2 separate regions of the Mus musculus genome follow, and region 2 is linked to region 1. A link is a loop called in an ENCODE intact Hi-C map of the cell type or tissue named here. Cell type or tissue: heart. All regions are shown on one strand. Each heading gives the region's core, and the rest is flanking DNA. Links, peaks and the distances in the headings are about the cores only.

Evidence for each region. Peaks named below come from ENCODE experiments on the same cell type or tissue, not always from the same donor. Only the 100,000 strongest peaks of a DNase experiment are listed, where the experiment ranks them.
Region 2: it touches region 1 in a loop (2.5-fold over the local background); 14 of 42 quality-filtered maps call a loop at or near these places.

What each region holds. Positions count from the first base shown.
Region 1 is chr15:84,750,284-84,758,613 of GRCm38, reverse strand. Arhgap8 (Rho GTPase activating protein 8) reads right to left here. Exons shown (of 12, transcript NM_001164628.1): 6 at 2,178-2,276; 7 at 1,484-1,594. Among named protein-coding and RNA genes, the nearest start is that of Gm20556, 34 kb to the right of the region's middle. In heart, for the core only: a CTCF peak has its summit at 3,437 (motif pointing left); a DNase peak (open chromatin) is centred at 3,453; H3K4me3 peaks cover 959 bases; H3K27me3 peaks cover 2,088 bases.
Region 2 is chr15:84,920,206-84,928,535 of GRCm38, reverse strand. It overlaps Nup50 (nucleoporin 50), which reads right to left and starts at 5,108. Exons shown (of 8, transcript NM_016714.2): 1 at 4,886-5,108; 2 at 1,090-1,168. The coding sequence starts at 1,158. In heart, for the core only: CTCF peaks have their summits at 2,725 (motif pointing left) and 3,400 (motif pointing right); a DNase peak (open chromatin) is centred at 5,355; H3K4me3 peaks cover 3,842 bases; H3K27ac peaks cover 2,478 bases.

The DNA.
Region 1 (8,330 bases), core at 137-8,136:
CCAGGGAGTTACAGCAGCAAACTTTCATAACCCATGAAAAGGAAGTACTCTTTAGTGGCAAGTTTGTGTTCTAGTTTGGGGGGGAGGGGGACTATTTCACCATTTACTGCATTTTTCTCTCTGAGAACGTGTGGCTGGGTGGGGAGGTACTGTGTGACCCAGGAGCAGGCACAGGTGCTACTGAAGCTGTTAAGACAGGAAGTAGCCATGTGCTCACTCAACCTGGAGTTGGTCCAGCAGACCACGCCCGTCACAACAGAAAACTCCATCAGACAGTGGAGATCCAGGGAGATACTCGGAGGAACAGCAGTCCTCTTTGTGATATCCCAAGGTGCTCCCCTGGGGACGCATCCTGCTCCATCCACTCAGAGAACACTGCTTTATCACACCTCCCTAGCTGACAGGTACAGAAGCATGTGACAGCCACCTCACCACCTCAGGATGCTTCCCGATGGCTGTCATCACTAATTAGCTTAAAACAATACCCTGATTTACCTTACAGTCTAGAATAGGTGTGTGTGTGGGGTGGGGGAGGACCTGGAGGCTCTGGGATATTCTCTTTGTTTTTGCAGCTTTACAGACTCTTGCTTATATAACCCAAGGGGCTACCCTGGGCTCACCAAAGTGTCCCAGTTAGCTCCCATCTCAAGACGCTGCTCACATCTGCAAAATCCTTCCTGCCAGCCAGTTGCAGCCACAGGTACTGGGGAGGTTAGGATGTGACATCCACTGGGCATATTTTGTTTTCTACACATGCACTGCAGACCGTGAGAGCATTTGGATGGGTCTTATCCCAGCGTCTACAAGAGGACAAGAGGAATCCTGTCCTGGTAGCCCAGGAAGCACAGGGACAAACTTACATCCCCAACAGATTTCCCTTAAACTCTTCCCAGGGTGCCCAGCTCCTCGTGGACCTAAAATCAAACCTCGTGCGGGTCTCTCACACAAAGCAACTGAAGTGTCCAGCTCTTCCCGAGTGTGCTGTGGGTGGCCTGACCGCTTCAGCTTCTTTAGGATAAAACATCGCCTTGGATTTATGTCGGCCAGGTCTACTACCAGGGCATGAGACCCAAAGAGGGACAAACTCATGACCCAGAGGGTGGGGCACATAAGAACCTGGACTGGGGATGCTGTGATGGGATACTGGGGAAGGCTTCTGGGGGAGGGGCCCAAGATGCACGTGAATGAAGCTGGCCTGGTAAACAGGTAGGAAATGACAGATCCACCAAAGATCAAAGTCCCTCGAGCATGTCTCACTTGGAAGATGACAGGAAAGGCCCAAAGAGCAGGGAGCCAGAACTGAAGGGTGGCCGAAAAGCTCTTGTCCTCTGCCCAGGTACACATGGAGCAGCGGCCACTCCACCTCAGAGGGGACTTGAACCTTTATCTCTCCTGTAGGCAGGAGGCAGAGGCCTGGGGTAACCTCTTTGGACAGAGAGGGGTCCCACTGCTCAGGAGGGCAGAGTATCTCTCCTTTACTTACTATTGCAGGCTGACGCCAAACTGCTGGGTGGGCAGAGGCGGCCGAGGTGGCGGTGTCTTGGTGGGCGGGGGCGGTTGACCTTTGTGCAGGTTTTGCAGTTTCTCGTCATACCTATGGACACAACAGGAGAGTGTCACCTCACAGGGGGACAGCCTTTTAGCCATAGAAGTCATCTCCAAGTGCTATGTGGAGACTAAGCCCCATCCGCATCAATAGGAAACCCACATATTCTACCTCTGTAAGTTTCAGGCATCCCGGGGCAGGGCGCCGCATCCTCAGAGAGAAGTGAAGACCAGGCTCAGGAGCTTCACTGGAGCTGGCCTGCCTGGCACAGGCCTGAAGCCACGGAGTTTCTGCTCATTGACCCTGCGTTCCGGCTTGCCAGACACTCAGTGGGGCATTCAGCAGGAGCTGAATGAAACGCCCGCTAGCTGTCTTCCCGAATCCCCCGCGCCTGCCACTCCTAGAACATTTCATTCCACACACGGCTCACCAGCACACCAGGGAACCCCTTTCATATCCGGCTCAGAAGCAGAACGGCAAACCCGTGCCTGGATGTGTTTTTAATCAGTTTGTACTTGTACTGTATGCAGCCTTCGTGGTTTGCTCTCCCTCATGTATGTACGTGGATACCGGACCCCAGAGCCATGCGGGGCAGGGGCGGGGCGGGGCGGGGGCGGGGGCGGGCCCTCACCGCACTACTTCCGGGGGGATGAGCAGCTGGTCGCACTGAAGGTGTTCTCGGAGCTCACGCAGGTTGCTGCAGTAGGTGACTTTTTTCCCAAACTTGTGACTGAGGAAGGAGAAGCAAGAGAATAAAATGTTGAGGGGGCAGGTCTCTAATCCCAGCACTCAGAAAGCAGGGGCAAGTGGTTCTCTGTAAATTCAAGGCCAGCCAGGTCTACAGAGTTCCAGGACAGCCAGGCTGTTACCCAGACAAACCTCGTCTTGAACCTCCCCCTCCCCAAACAAACAAACAAACAAACAAAAGACAGAGCATGCACTGACACCCAGAATATGCCACAGGCCCTAGAGGCTCGCATGCATAAAATAATTATGCCTCTACTTTGAACTGGTTGTGAATTTACATACTGCACAAAGACAACTTAAGGGGGAAAGGACTTATTTCAGCTCAAAGTTCAAGCAACACTCCCATCATGGCAGTGATGTCAACGTAGGAGGTGCTCGAAGCAGCAGGTCATCTATGTCCAGGCCAGCAGACGATGCACACACGTATACCACTGCTCAGTTCCTTTCTCTCTTTATACAACCCAGGATCTGCTGCCAGGGGAATGGTCCCACCCACATGGTACAGGTCTTCCCGCTTCAATTAATAGGATAACTGCTCACAGACATGCCCAGAGACCCCTCTCCCATGTGATTCTCCATACTGCCAGGTTGACTTTGATACTGACCATAACTATGTGCCAGCTCAGAGGACCAGTGAGCCGAGCCTGCATGTCTGAAGTCACTATGGTCCGAGATGAGTAATTGTTTTGTGTTGGGCCATCTCCTCTCCCTGACAGACCAAAGGGCAGGGACCTTGGGAGACTCTCCAGGGATGCTTCAGGCCATGGGGAGACATGGCCTCTGCCAGCCTTTCTATTCTCTCCCAGGGGTCCAGGATAAGGCTGGTGATCTGCCAAGGCCTGGGTCCCACTGATACAGACTGTGAACTTGAACCATTGTAAGTAGACATTGCAATGATGAGAAAAGGCAAGTTCTGTGCTCAGCAGTGCCAGATTCTGCTGCAGTTAAAACAACCCATGTGTGCTCCACATTGTAGATAATATGAAATTAAGATTATCTAACTTACCGCTGCTCAAACAAAACAAGACCACAGGGGATCTGATAGATGGGACACCCCTGTGAGTGGAGTAGAATTCCGGGTCCAACCTAAAACAGTTCCCACACCCCAAGGGAGGTCAAGGCCTGTGCACTGGCTCCCTCTTGTGGACAAGAGTGGATCAGACCTGGGGGCCAGATTCCAGCCATGAGCAAGGGAGCCAGGGAGCCTTATCTGGGGAAAGAATGCAGGCCCTAGGCCCTGAGGAAAGGGTTGGGACAGGTCTTATGGGGCATCCTCACCTATCTGTTCAGATAACAGACAACTCGGGGACAGTTTTGCCTCTGCTCTGGGGACATTAAGGTTTCCTCTGGGGTATGAAGTGCTATTAATGGTTTTTTTTGTGTGTATGGACAGGAAGAGCCCACTGAGCCTACTAAGGACCTAGCTGTCCTGTGGAACTTTCTAGACAGTAACATCTGCTTCAGCACTCTGGGGACCTCCCATGTCACACCTGCCCACTCAGGAGCCACACACCACCTTTCTCTCTGTAGCTGTCTGACGATTGCTTTTAAGCCAGGCACCCGCTGGACCCTAGGATTAGCGAGGGTAAGTAGACATGACCCATCTGGCCTTTTACACTGGCGGAAGGGCCTTGAGCAGCTCAGTCAGGAATGCCAGCACAGGCATAGGGCAAGACTTGTGCCACACCCACAGCTGCTGGAAGAGTCGGGACAGTGCTCAGGATCCAAGTTCAAGTGTGTGTGAGTACACACTTCATCCTGTGTTCAGGTTTCATTCTGTCCTTAGATCCCAGTCCAGAGTCCTTCACAAGCTGTGTGACCTATGGAAGCTGTATGACCTCTCTGAGCACTGACCTCCCCTGTTTAGAGGTAGAGAAGGCATGGCTGAAAGACATAAGATGGTTTGGTGTATAACATAAGGTGACTTGATAATTCAACCCCCAAAGGAGAGTTAAAAATATTCTAGAACAAACCAGGCATGGTGGTGCATGCTACGTTCCATAGAACATGAGGGCTGTGGGGAAGGCACGTTGAACTATAGGCCAGGTGAAGTGTGGGATGGGACTTGAGGTGAGGTGAGGCAAGGTCGCAGCACTTTCCAGGAGCCACTGATGGAGTGTGTGCATGTGTGTGTGTGTGTGTGTGTGTGTGTGTGCTTCTGTGAATGCAAATGAACATACACACTGAATAGGAATGTGTAGCGTAAGCACACACATCAATGCAGGCAGACATTCAAGAACATGTACTGGTGGGGTCCTGGGGTCCTAGGTTATAGATGGGTGGTCCCCAGGCAGCTGTCAGGGACCCGGAGCAAAAGAAACAGCTTGAAATGGCACCAGCATACCCTCCATGGGGTCCAGGTCAGTGGGGAAGACCATGGGCGGGCAGGGCTGTGGCCCCCTTAATTCTTCTAGTTCTTAAAGGTGCCTGCGACCCTTTGTGTGGGACTCCTGCTTCCATCCTCGAAGCCAGCAGCACGGCCCCTTTAAGCTTCTTCCCCTACAGTGCTGGGAAAGGCTACTCTAAGGACCCCATTGTTCACCTCTCGCCTGGAGAACATTCCAAGTGTCTTCTGTTTGCAACTCCTCAGCTTAATCTTGTCGGCATAACTCCTGTGCTGTGGAACGTGACCGATTTGCAGGCTCTGGGACCTGAATGACCTTTAGGGTCGCTCATTGTCCAGTGAAGAGGGATCTGATACCAACAGTGTGACTGCGTCTGAGTGATGGAGACTCGAGAACTGAACCCTCAAGGAGGATAGGTAGGAGGTGGGGGATGCAGGAAGACTGGAGTTTTCCATGCACTTGGTGACTTGGTGGGCTGGGCTGCTGAAGTCAGAGGGGAGTGGGGAGAAAGGATGTGATGCCCGCCCTTGTCTCTGTCCTGCATTCTCACCTATACACAGGGCACAACATGAACGTTCCTTTTGGCTGTGGACTTTTGAGCCACTGTAGGTAGATATCAACAAATGGGAAGGGTCAGGAGGATATGACAGAAGAGGAGGAGGAGGCAGCAAAAGGTTTTGAGGGCCATGTGACCACTCACTATGTGTGTGCCCTCTCTTCCTGAGTCCTCCTGGCTGACCAGGAAGGATGCTGTCACTTCCTCTCTGAATACGTTCCCTCGCCTGAGTGTCCCTACCCGCCTGAATAAAGCTCACCCACTCACCATGTGGCTGGGTGCAGTTTGTGCCTGATGCTTGTGGCTAAATGGAGAGGAAATGAAGATGCCCCAGGGGTCCCCGAAGAGGCAGGTCTTACAGTCCCTTGTAGCAATTCCTGATACTGGCAGAGAAATCATTAGCCAATGAGAAAGAATCCTGACTTGGAAAGAGCTGACAGAAGTCCCCATGTGTATTAGTCAGGGTTCTCTAGAGTCACAGAACGTATGGATAGTCTCTAGATAATAAAGGAATTTATTGATGACTTACAGTCGGCAGCTCAATTCCCAACAATTGTTCAGTCGCAGCTGTGAATGGAAGTCCAAGGATCTAGCAGTTACTCAGTCTCACGCAGCAAGCAGGCGAAGGAGCAAGAGCAAGAGCTAGACTCCCTTCTTCCAATGTCCTTATATTGTCTCCAGCAAAAGGTGTAGCCCAGATTAAAGGTGTGTTCCACCACACCTTTAATCCCAGATGAAAGGCATAGCCCAGATTAAAGGTGTGTTCCTTAACTCGGAGATTCAATCTTCTGGAATCCATAGCCACTATGGCTCAAGATCTTCAAACCAAGATCCAGATAAGGATCTCCAAGCCTCCAGATAAGGGTCACTGGTGAGCCTTCCAATTCCGGATTGTAGTTCATTCCAAATATTGTCAAGTTGACAACCAGGAATAGCCACTACAATCCACCCCTTGTCAACTTGACACAAATAATATCTCATGTTCACATGAAACAATAACAAGGTTGTAAATACGCCTAACATGATATAACTATCCCTCGTACAATCGCAAACGCATTAGTAAATTTACAATGGGCATTCATATTACTTTATAATCCTCGTTTCTGCAACTGGTTACGTGGCCTTAATTGGTATTTATAACTACCTTCCTCTACTACCCATTCTGTATTTCCTTCACCTTCAGCCAGCACCTCAGCAGGTCTTGGCTCTTTTCCTGGAGGATTGACCCATACCTTCATTCCTGATGGGTCTGCGTCCTTTGTCATCCTGCTTGGATTAGGCTGTTGTAGTTTCCCATTGACTTTAATCACAGGACATGGTAGTACTAAGAGACGCCCTAAGGGATCTCCTGCACTCCAGACATAATCTTGCTTACCACCATTGTGAAGAGGTAATCCAATTTCCCCATGGTAATCTGGATCTATCACCCCTCCTAACACTGTTATTCCTTTTTTAGCCTGTTGGTTTAAGGGCATTAGAAGCCCAAAATGACCAGGGGGAAGTCTGAGCTTCCAGTTCAATGAAATGTTTGTTGTAGCTCCTGGTAGGAGCACTCCCCTCTCTGGAGCCAAAACTTCTAAGCCAGCAGAACCTAGAGTTATGGGGACAGGAAGCAAAAATTTTCCTAGAGGGTCACTAGGAGTGATAGTAAGTGGAACTATTCCGTTTTCCACCCCTTGATTCCTGGACCCATGAATCCTGGCTATGGGTGAAACTGTACCATATATCGAGCGCTGATTCAAAGCATATACTGCCTTCTGAAGAACTCTGCCCCAGCCTTCCAAGCTGTTACCACCTAATTGGCGCTGTAACTGCGTCTTCAAAAGGCCATTCCATCTTTCTATCAGCCCAGCTGCTTCAGGATGATGGGGAATGTGGTAAGACCAGTGAATTCCATGATCGTGAGCCCACTGTCGTACTTCTCTGGCTGTGAAATGAGTTCCTTGGTCAGAAGCAATACTGTGTGGAATACCATGACGATAGATGAGGCATTCTGTCAGTCCGTGAATGGTGGTTTTAGCAGAGGCATTACGTGCAGGAAAGGCAAATCCATAACCAGAATAAGTATCTACTCCAGTAAGAACAAAACGCTGTCCTTTCCACGAAGGAAGTGGTCCAATGTAGTCAACCTGCCACCAGGTTGCTGGCTGGTCACCTCGAGGAATGGTGCCATATCTGGGGCTCAGTGTTGGTTTCTGCTGTTGGCAGATCTGGCAATCAGCAGCAGCTGTAGCCAGGTCAGCCTTGGTGAGTGGAAGCCCATGTTGCTGAGCCCAAGCATAACCTCCATCTCGACCACCATGGCCACTTTGTTCATGTGCCCATTGAGCAATGACAGGGATGGCTGGGGAGAGAGGCTGACTGTCCACAGAACGGGTCATCTTATCCACTTGATTATTGAACTCCTCCTCGGCTGAAGTCACCTTTTGGTGAGCATTTACATGGGACACAAATATCTTCACATCCTTTGCCCATTTGGAGAGATCTATCCACATACTTCTTCCCCAGATGTCTTTCTCACCAATTTTCCAATTGTGATCTTTCCAAGTCCCTGACCATCCAGCCAATCCATTGGCTACAGCCCATGAGTCAGTGAATAATCGTACATCTGGCCATTTCTTCTTGCAAACAAACTGTAATACCATGTGTACTGCCCGAAGTTCTGCCCACTGTGAAGATTTCCCTTCACCTGTGTCTTTCAAGGTTGTCCCAGAAAGGGGTTGTAATGCTGCAGCTGTCCACTTCTGGGTGGTGCCTGCATAACGTGCAGAGCCATCAGTAAACCAGGCTCTAGTCTTCTCCTCTTCGGTCAGTTGATCATAGGGAACACCCCATGAGGCTATAGGTGCATGCTTGGCAGCAGATGGCATTGTAACAGGAATAGAAACCATAGGCATTTGAGCAACTTCTTCATGTAACTTGCTTGTGCCTTCAGGACCTGCTCTGGCCCGATCACGTATATACCACTTCCATTTGATAATAGACTGCTGCTGTGCGCGTCCCACTTTATGACTTGCAGGGTCTGATAGTACCCAGCTCATGATGGGTAGTTCAGGTCGCATAGTAACTTGGTGTCCTATTGTCAAACGTTCAGTTTCCACTAAGGCCCAATAGCAGGCCAAGAGCTGTTTTTCAA
Region 2 (8,330 bases), core at 301-8,300, 170 kb before region 1:
TAATGTACCTAATTTCCATAGCTGTCTCAGTAGAACCTGCGGAGCTCTTTCTCTCCTGGACACTTTAGTGCAAAGCAAACCACTATAGTCTGGATTTTACTCCACTCCAGGACTGTGCTTAAGACCAAGGCATAAAAAAAAATCCGTAACTAAAGATTGAGTTAAAAGACCAAGTCAGGGGCTGGAGAGATGGCTCAGTGGTTAAGAGCACCGACTGCTCTTCCGAAGGTCCTTAGTTCAAATCCCAGCAACCACATGGTGGCTCACAACCATCTGTAATGAGATCTGACACCCTCTTCTAGTGCATCTGAAGACAGCTACAGTGTACTTAGATATAATAATAAATCTTAAAAAAAAAAAAAGAAAAGAAAAAAAAAGACCAAGTCAGCTAACGGTTCTGTAAAAACAATAACATCAGTGCTTTGGTCCCCAAACATATCAGCATCTATCAGTACCAAAAAGGAAGACACCAGCCTGCAAATACAGCTGCAGAGCACTACTCCTTGCCGCCTTCTTCCCTTCCCTGTGTGCTTCAGAGCTGGAGTTAGCTTTGCGATGACTCTGCCTAGTGGACTGGCCTAGGACTATCAACCTGTTCAAGAGACCTAGATATGCAAAGTTTCCTCACAGAAGACAACTTTACTTTTTGCTGGTAAAAAATGACACTGATGTAAATTCTATGAAATCAGTGCAATTGCCGGGCACAGACTTAGCATCAGAACAGCTAACAGTGAAGTATGAGAAACACTGGAGTGAGGGACCGTAGGGAGCTGACCGAGGTAAGAACTGCAGCTGGCGAGCTCCTGTAACCTGCCTCCTAGTCATGACTAGACCACTCGAAACACAGCAGAGGATGCTGCGGGTGACTCTTGCTTCTACAGACTAATGACAAACGCACACTAACAGAACAGCATGCTCACACACAAAGAACACATTGCTACAGTACAGCAAACACCCACAGCTCACCAGGAACCAAACCTCTCCCGCTGTGTTTTCTTGAAGGTTTTTAAGTTCTAGCATAGTCTTCACCAAGAAAAGTAACATGAGCTGAGACACAGACAGCAAGAGACAAAGGGAGCGGCTCTGTACCTCTTCAACTTCGTCTTCCTCATCCCAGTTCCTGTCAGTCAACTCCTTCTCCGCAACTCTCTTCGCCATTTTTGTGAACCTAGATGACAGGAAACAGAAATAAGATGTTTGCTTTTCTACACCAGAGTAACTGTTACAAATACATTTTTGTTGCAGTTTTCACTTATTGTGTAATAAAACCACAAAATAGAGACGTATAAGAAAAAGCAATTAACAGATTTTAAGCAAATGAGACTTAGAGGGTTTGGCTCAAAGGGAAGGAAACACAGTAAGAAATTCAGGAAAATATGAAGTTCGGGGAAGTTAATTTTACTTTTTTAATTAAAAATTTTTATTACAAGTAATTAAAAAAATCCTAGTCCAGCATAAAATGTGGTGAGCATACCCCTGGTGCTGATGGAAAAAAAGCGCTGTAGTGAGAGCTTCACCGCGGCCATGGGCCTCCAGCATCAAATCCTCAACACAGGGCTACAGAGCAGGCAAAGACACCTGAGGGACACCAGCCCTCTCTTTCAACAGGAAACCAACTCCATTCACAAAATTAAGACAAACATCTATATTTTTTTCCACTTACCTTGCCAAACATCTATTGATCTTGCAAGAGCTATAGTATTTAAGTAGTATATTGTACGTAAAGTCCTTATGTCAATGCAAATATCCTTGCCATAAGCATTCTTTTTTTTTTTTTAAGTATAGAATAGGGTTTATTCAGGACATGGGGAGGGGAGTCGAGAGGGTAGTAGAGGCAGAGAAAAGGAGAGAGAGAGAGAGAGAGAGAGAGAGAGAGAGAGAGGAAGAGAGGAAGAGAGGCTGGCCAGGAGCACATGGGAGGGGGGGAAGGGAAAGAGCAAGAGACAGCAAGAGAGCCATGAGCACTCTTAATATTTAAAATATAAAGATGATTCAGAAGTTTATTCTTGGGTAAGGATTTTAATAATGCCTGAGAAATACTTTTGCAACATGAGTAGTTTTCTCAAGGCTACAATTAATAGAAATGGCTCCCAATTAACAATTAATTGCCTGAATTAAGCAAATTAATTGTGCAAAGCTAAGACATTACAAATTTAAAAATTTAGGTGCTATGGATGTGGTTGCAACTGATAATATAAATTGCTTCAAATATACAGCATCAAGGCTGGAGAGATGACCGGACAGGCGAGAAAGCACACTGCTCTCGTGAAGTTAGTGTTGGATTCCGAATACCCAACAGCAGCTCCCAAGTACCTGTAACTCCAACTCTTGGGGTATCTAACTAACTTTTCTGGCTTCCACGGGTGAGCAAGCACAAATTAATAATAATAATAATAGCAGCAGCAGCAGTAGTAGTGGTAGTAACAAGAGCCAGGCAAGGTGGCATACACCTTTAACCCCAGGACTCAGGAGATAGAGGTAGGTGGATCTCTGTGAGTTTAAGGCCAGGCTAGTCTACAGAATAAGTTCTAGGACAGCCAGGGCTACACAGAGAAAACCTGTTTCCAGAAAAAAAATGCCTTGCCTTTTAGAAATAGCAATAACAGGGGCTAGGGAGATAATAGCCCAGCAGTTAAGAGCACACATTATTACTCTTGCAAAGGACCCAAGTCAGTTCCAGCACCCATGTCAGGCAGCTCATATTCCTGTTGGGAGTTACAGGGGATCTAGTGCCCTCTACTGTCCTGCACAGGCACTGTACACACACACAGAGAGAGAGAGAGAGAGAGAGAGAGACAGAGAGAGAGACAGAGAGAGAGACAGAGAGAGAGACAGAGAGAGAGACAGAGAGACAGAGAGAGAGACAGGAGCTTGGAGGGTTTTGTTCTAAGCACTGTTTCATCTCTTCAGAGCAGCTTTAGCAGCGAGGGTACTTGCCCAGGCTGGCAGTAGGTACTCCTTCCTGATACTTTCTCCATTCATTTACCCTCAGCACAACATCCCACCAGAGTAGGCCTGGAACAGTCATTAGATACAAACTTACCCATCGCTTAATGCTCTACAGCAGATTAGCAACTACAGAGTAAGTTTGAAATCATAAATTCCAAAGCCTTCCAATATCTGACGTGCAGGGCTCCAGCTTTCGAAACATTCCAACCTTTTACATTTTTCTCTTACAGGCACGTTTTCTGATTACAGAATGAATGATTTTAAAAATGAAGATTCTAAAATATACAGCATGAGTTTTAATAAATATCAGTAACTGGGAACCGTCTCTTTTTAACTCCTCTCCCAAACCGCTGCAAAATTAATCTTATCAGAAATAGCGTTCTTTACAGAACTGTTCACAGGTGAGGTCTCTGGATCCCTAGGGAAATTTTTCTAATCATTACCTAACATCACCACCAGAGGGCAAAAGAGGTAAGCAGTGACCCTGCTAGATTTACTGTTTTAAGATGTGGACAAAAGGAATAGTGGGAAACGCATTTAAACTGTCTAGCTCAGACTTGAAACTAAAGAGTACCTGACAGACTAAAACAAACGAATGCTGCCGCTGCCATTTCACACTTTACTCAGATGAGTCAGAGGCCAGGAATTCTAGTTTTGTTTCCTGATGACTCTAAAATGTCCCAAACCTACCTGGCTCATAGATCTGTTGTTGATTCAGTGGTCCGAGGCATTACTTATTTGAGAAAATACAAGATGCTATTGCTAGCTTCCAGGACAAGCTGAGCGAGCCTGGGCAATCGGGTTTGGCGAATGATTATCTGTGGGACAGAGGGACTGCTATGAAAACTAAGATGGCATAGCTTAGAAGAGTGCCTCAAACAGAGGAAGTGTCCTGTCAAAATAGTAACAAAAATAACCCCTATTTTTACTCCAAAACTCAAAAGCTGTAGAGGGAAAAGTAACTACTACTATAGGCTAAACTTTTAAAACACATTTCACCAACCCGGGTGATGGTAGAGGGAGGCTGAAGCAGGATGACAGTTTGAGGCCAGTCTAAGCCATAGAACAAGTTCAAGGCCAACATAGGAGATACATACTTTTTTTTTTAAAGCACCAAATACCTACTTATTTCACATTCCATAGTTAAACACAACTCTGCAAATTATCTGGAACAAGGCCTGGCACTTGAGACTTATCTGCCAGCTATTATTGTTGTTATTAAAGCTTTTCTGTTTTATTTTTCTTTTAAAGCGGTGGGGACAGGATCCAGGGTCTCGTACGTACTAGATAAGCTTCTACCAATATGTTACCGGGGAAATTTAATCCCTGTAATAAATGACTTACAACAGCTGCCCGGAAGACTTTGCCAAATGTCTGCGTTTGTGGGTAAAATGGCTCCACGAAATGCTTTTAAGATATGAAGCTAGGAAGTTGCCGGGGGACGGGGTGTGTGTGTGTGTTGACAGGGGATGGTGATGGTGTGTGTGTGTGTGTGTGTGTGTGTGTGTGAATTATTCACGATCGGGCCGCTTCCTGCGGTGTGCGCACCCGCACAACTCTGCGGTCAAGAGATGACTTTCACAGGAAAACACCAGGAGCCGATCGAGGTCACTATAACGCCCCGGAAAAGCCCAAACCTCAAAAGTGGCCCTGGACGAACCCGGGTGACCAACGGCCTGGAAACTCGGTGAGGGCACCGGGGGACCGAACAGCCGGGGAGACGACATGTAAGGGGCGAAGGCCAGCCAGGGTTGGGCCAGGGCGGCCCTGCCACCGCCGCCTACCTCCGCTGGGGCCGAGGCCCGCGCTCAGCCGAGCCTTCCACTGCCAGGCGGCTCGCCCGGCAGGCCCGGCCCGGTCCGGCTTCACAAACAGCCCGCCGCGTCGCCAAGGCGGCCGCCGCCCCGCCCTCCTGGCCTGCCCGGCCCTCACCTACCTTGACTGCCGCCGCCGATCACGCTGGAGTCCCGGCGCCGCGGCGAGCAGGGCCGAGGCGGCGGTCGCGGCCGCTGGGAGATTCCGGTGCGTCGAGCGCCTCCGGGAACTTCGTGATCAGCAGAACTCGGGAGCCGTGTGTCTCTGAGTCCGACACTGAGGACAAGAAGAGACATCCGCTCAGCCCGAAGCTGCTACAGAACGGTGAAGAGAGCGCCCGGGGCCGCCATCTTGTAACTCGAATGGACGCCTCCGAACCAATCGGAGGGAAAAGAGAGGGGGAGGGGGAAGAGGCAAGCGACGCCCGCATCCAGCTACTGCGCATGCGCGTCGGAGCCTCCGCCGCCGGCCCCTTCTCCTGAGGGCCACTTGGGTCGCGCGGCGCATGCGCAAGCCCGCCCTAGAAACAGTCGCCGGGAGGACCATTGGAGCTCGCGCGTGCGCACAGGGAGCGCGGGCAGCGGGCCGGGAGCCAAAGCCACTGTCAAACGCGGGTTAAGCACGTTGGTCACGTGTCGGCCGCCGTCCCAGTTTGAGGAGGTTCGCGCGCCAATCGCTGCCGAGACACTAGCGGGAGGCGTTGTGGTCAGTGACTTTGGAGGCCTCCGATGGTGTGGTGGGTGGCTGAGGAGACTGGCCGTGGATCTGGGGGGAGCACGAGGCGGGTGCAACGTGATTCTCACGTGGACGGGCCTTGGGGAGGGTGGATCTCAGTCTGCGGAGACTTGGAAGCTTGTGGTAGCTCTTCCCGACATGGGGCTGGAGAGCCCTGCGGGACGGACTCTAAAGGTCACCTGCCCCAATTGCTGCTTTATGATAGATGTCCACAGATTTCCTCGTTGGGAGCTGTAAATTTGCCCCAAGCTGCAGGACCAGCTAGGGCCCACAGGAGATGAAGTCCCCGGAGGGATTCAGCTGCGGGACGAACCGTATGCGTCCTGGACCAGGACTCGTGTTTTGTGTGCTTTTAGCTGACTACAGCACTCTAAAGCGGTTCAGTTGTTTAAGAAGGGATTCCGGTTGGTCTAATTCTTCTGCTTGAGTTTTAACGAGAATGTGAACCAGAATGTCAGACCCATCCTTAACCATCCGGAAACGGGTCTCAGAGAAACTAGCATTTCTAGAGCAATAGTTCCAAACTTTTGAGAGAGGACAAAGGGGGTTCCAAGGGAGAAGTCAAGTCCCTTATTTTCAGGGTGTTTCATCCATCGATCTGCAAGAACTGCAAAAGGAGACTAGCTGGCACGGTGGTAGAGTACTTGGCTAGCACGAGGAAAGCCCTAAATTCAGTTCCCCCAGATCCAGCAGAGTGAAAGAGAAAAAGCCAGATCGCATTTAATGCACACATTTGTTCTTGATTCAACTGACTGCCAATGAAGTGTCTTCTGAAAATTTGTGTTAAATACATGCAAGGTATTTTTCTTGTCATTCTCTACACATTTCAGCTATGTCGTTAACGTCATATTTAGTGCTATAAGTACTCCAGAGATAATTTAAGTATCTGAAGTCAGTCAGGTCATGGGCATTTTCAACTAAAGTCACAGTTACTGGAAGGCTGAGGCAAGAGGATCAGCCCAGGCCAGCCAGAGTAACAAGAAGATCCTCATTAATACAGACCAGACCCACAATCACAGCTATTCAGACAGTTGAGGCAGGAGAATCAAAACTTTAAGGCCTATTCTGGGCCACAGATAAAATTCAAATCTATGTTGAGCGTGCCTGAGCAACTTAGACCCTCTCCCAAAAATAAATAAAAATACAAAACTGGCTGGTCATAGTGGTGCTCATTTTAATCCCAGTACTTGATTAAATCCCAGTACAGAGGCAGATCTCTGAATTCCAGGCTAGCTTGATCTTCATAGTTCCAAGATGGCCAGCCTCACATATTGAGACCCTGTCTCAAAAGCAAACAAAAACACAACTACCAAAAAGCAACCAAATGAAGAACCAGAAAGGGTTGGGGGTGTTCAGTGGTAAAGTATCTGCCTAGCGCCTGTGAGGCCGTAGTACTGCAAAAGGAAACCTAAGTAAACTGGAAGTAGTAGTCCACACCTTTAATTCCACCACTCAGTACTGAGGAACAAAAACCTAGCTGCAAGCCGAATTCATTGGAGTGAGATGTCCGTGTGAAACCTGCCCGGAATTCTTTCAGGTTATAGGCAGTTTGGGTAATCTAGGAACTGGGACATGATTGCAAGTTCAAGGCCATGTTGAAGGATCAGGTGAGATCCTCTCTCCAACAGCAAAACCTGCAAGTAAAATACTTCATGTGAATACTGTGCCACTTAATATAAGAGCCTTGAGCAGACTGGAGTGACTCGGTGTTTAAAAGCACTTGTTCTTTCAGGGGATCCAGGTTCAGTTCTCAGAATTCACGTGACAGCTCACAACCCTCCATAACAGGATCCCGGACGTTAACACAACAGACTCCATTGATGGTGGTACCATTCAGGCCATGAAACTCAGCAAGCAGCACCACTTGGTAAAATGAAAACAATGACCACGGCCATCAAAGGCCATACATACTTCATAGTTTCTAAATGTAGTCACCCAGCTCAACTGAAGTATGTCAACCCAGATTGTTGTCCGTGCTTAACTCGCCCTGAGTAAGACTTTGGGCTACGCTGGGATTCTGAACACCCAGCAAGGTTACTGGTCAGCTAAGAGAGTTTGTATTGGCTTAAACTCATGTCTGAGCAGCAGTCTTATCTGATGGATACACAACACTGGAAGTTCAAAACATTCATATTCAAAAATTAAGATTTGAAAAAGAGAGAAATGACTTAACTCATCGTAAGATTTTGTATCTGCAGGTATTGTGGACATGCATAAGCATTAGGGAAACCCAACATACAGGGATGTGTCTTCAGGGCATCTCTTTTGTGTTCCATGTCCTGTGATTAAACTCTGGGAAACTACAACAGCCCAACCCAGACAGGATGATTAGATTGCCCAGATCCTTCAGTAATGAAGATATGGGTCTCCCTAACTCCAGGTAAAGAACCAAGACTCACTAATGTGCTTGCTGAGGGTGGAGGAAATACAGAATAGGTAGTACAGGAAGGCAGTTGTGAATACCAACGGTGGCCATGTGACCTTACAGAAAAGAGGTCTGTAACTGACGTTTTTGTCCTGTTAAAAACATGTTTGTGCATATAGAAAGCAGATACTGTGTTTTCTCCTATTTCTTTTTTTGGTTTTTTTTTTTTTTTTTTTTGAGACAGGGTTTCTCTGTGTAGCTCTGGCTGTCCTGGAACTCACTCTGTAGACCAGGCTGGCCTCGAACTCAGAAATCCGCCTTCCTCTGCCTCCCAAGTGCTGGGATTAAAGCCGTGGGCCACCACTGCCCGGCTTTTAATTTGTTTTGTTTTCTTGTTTTGTTTTTTTTGTTTGCCATTTCTTTATAATGAAATGTAGTATCTATTGAGATGTCAGTGGTTATGTCT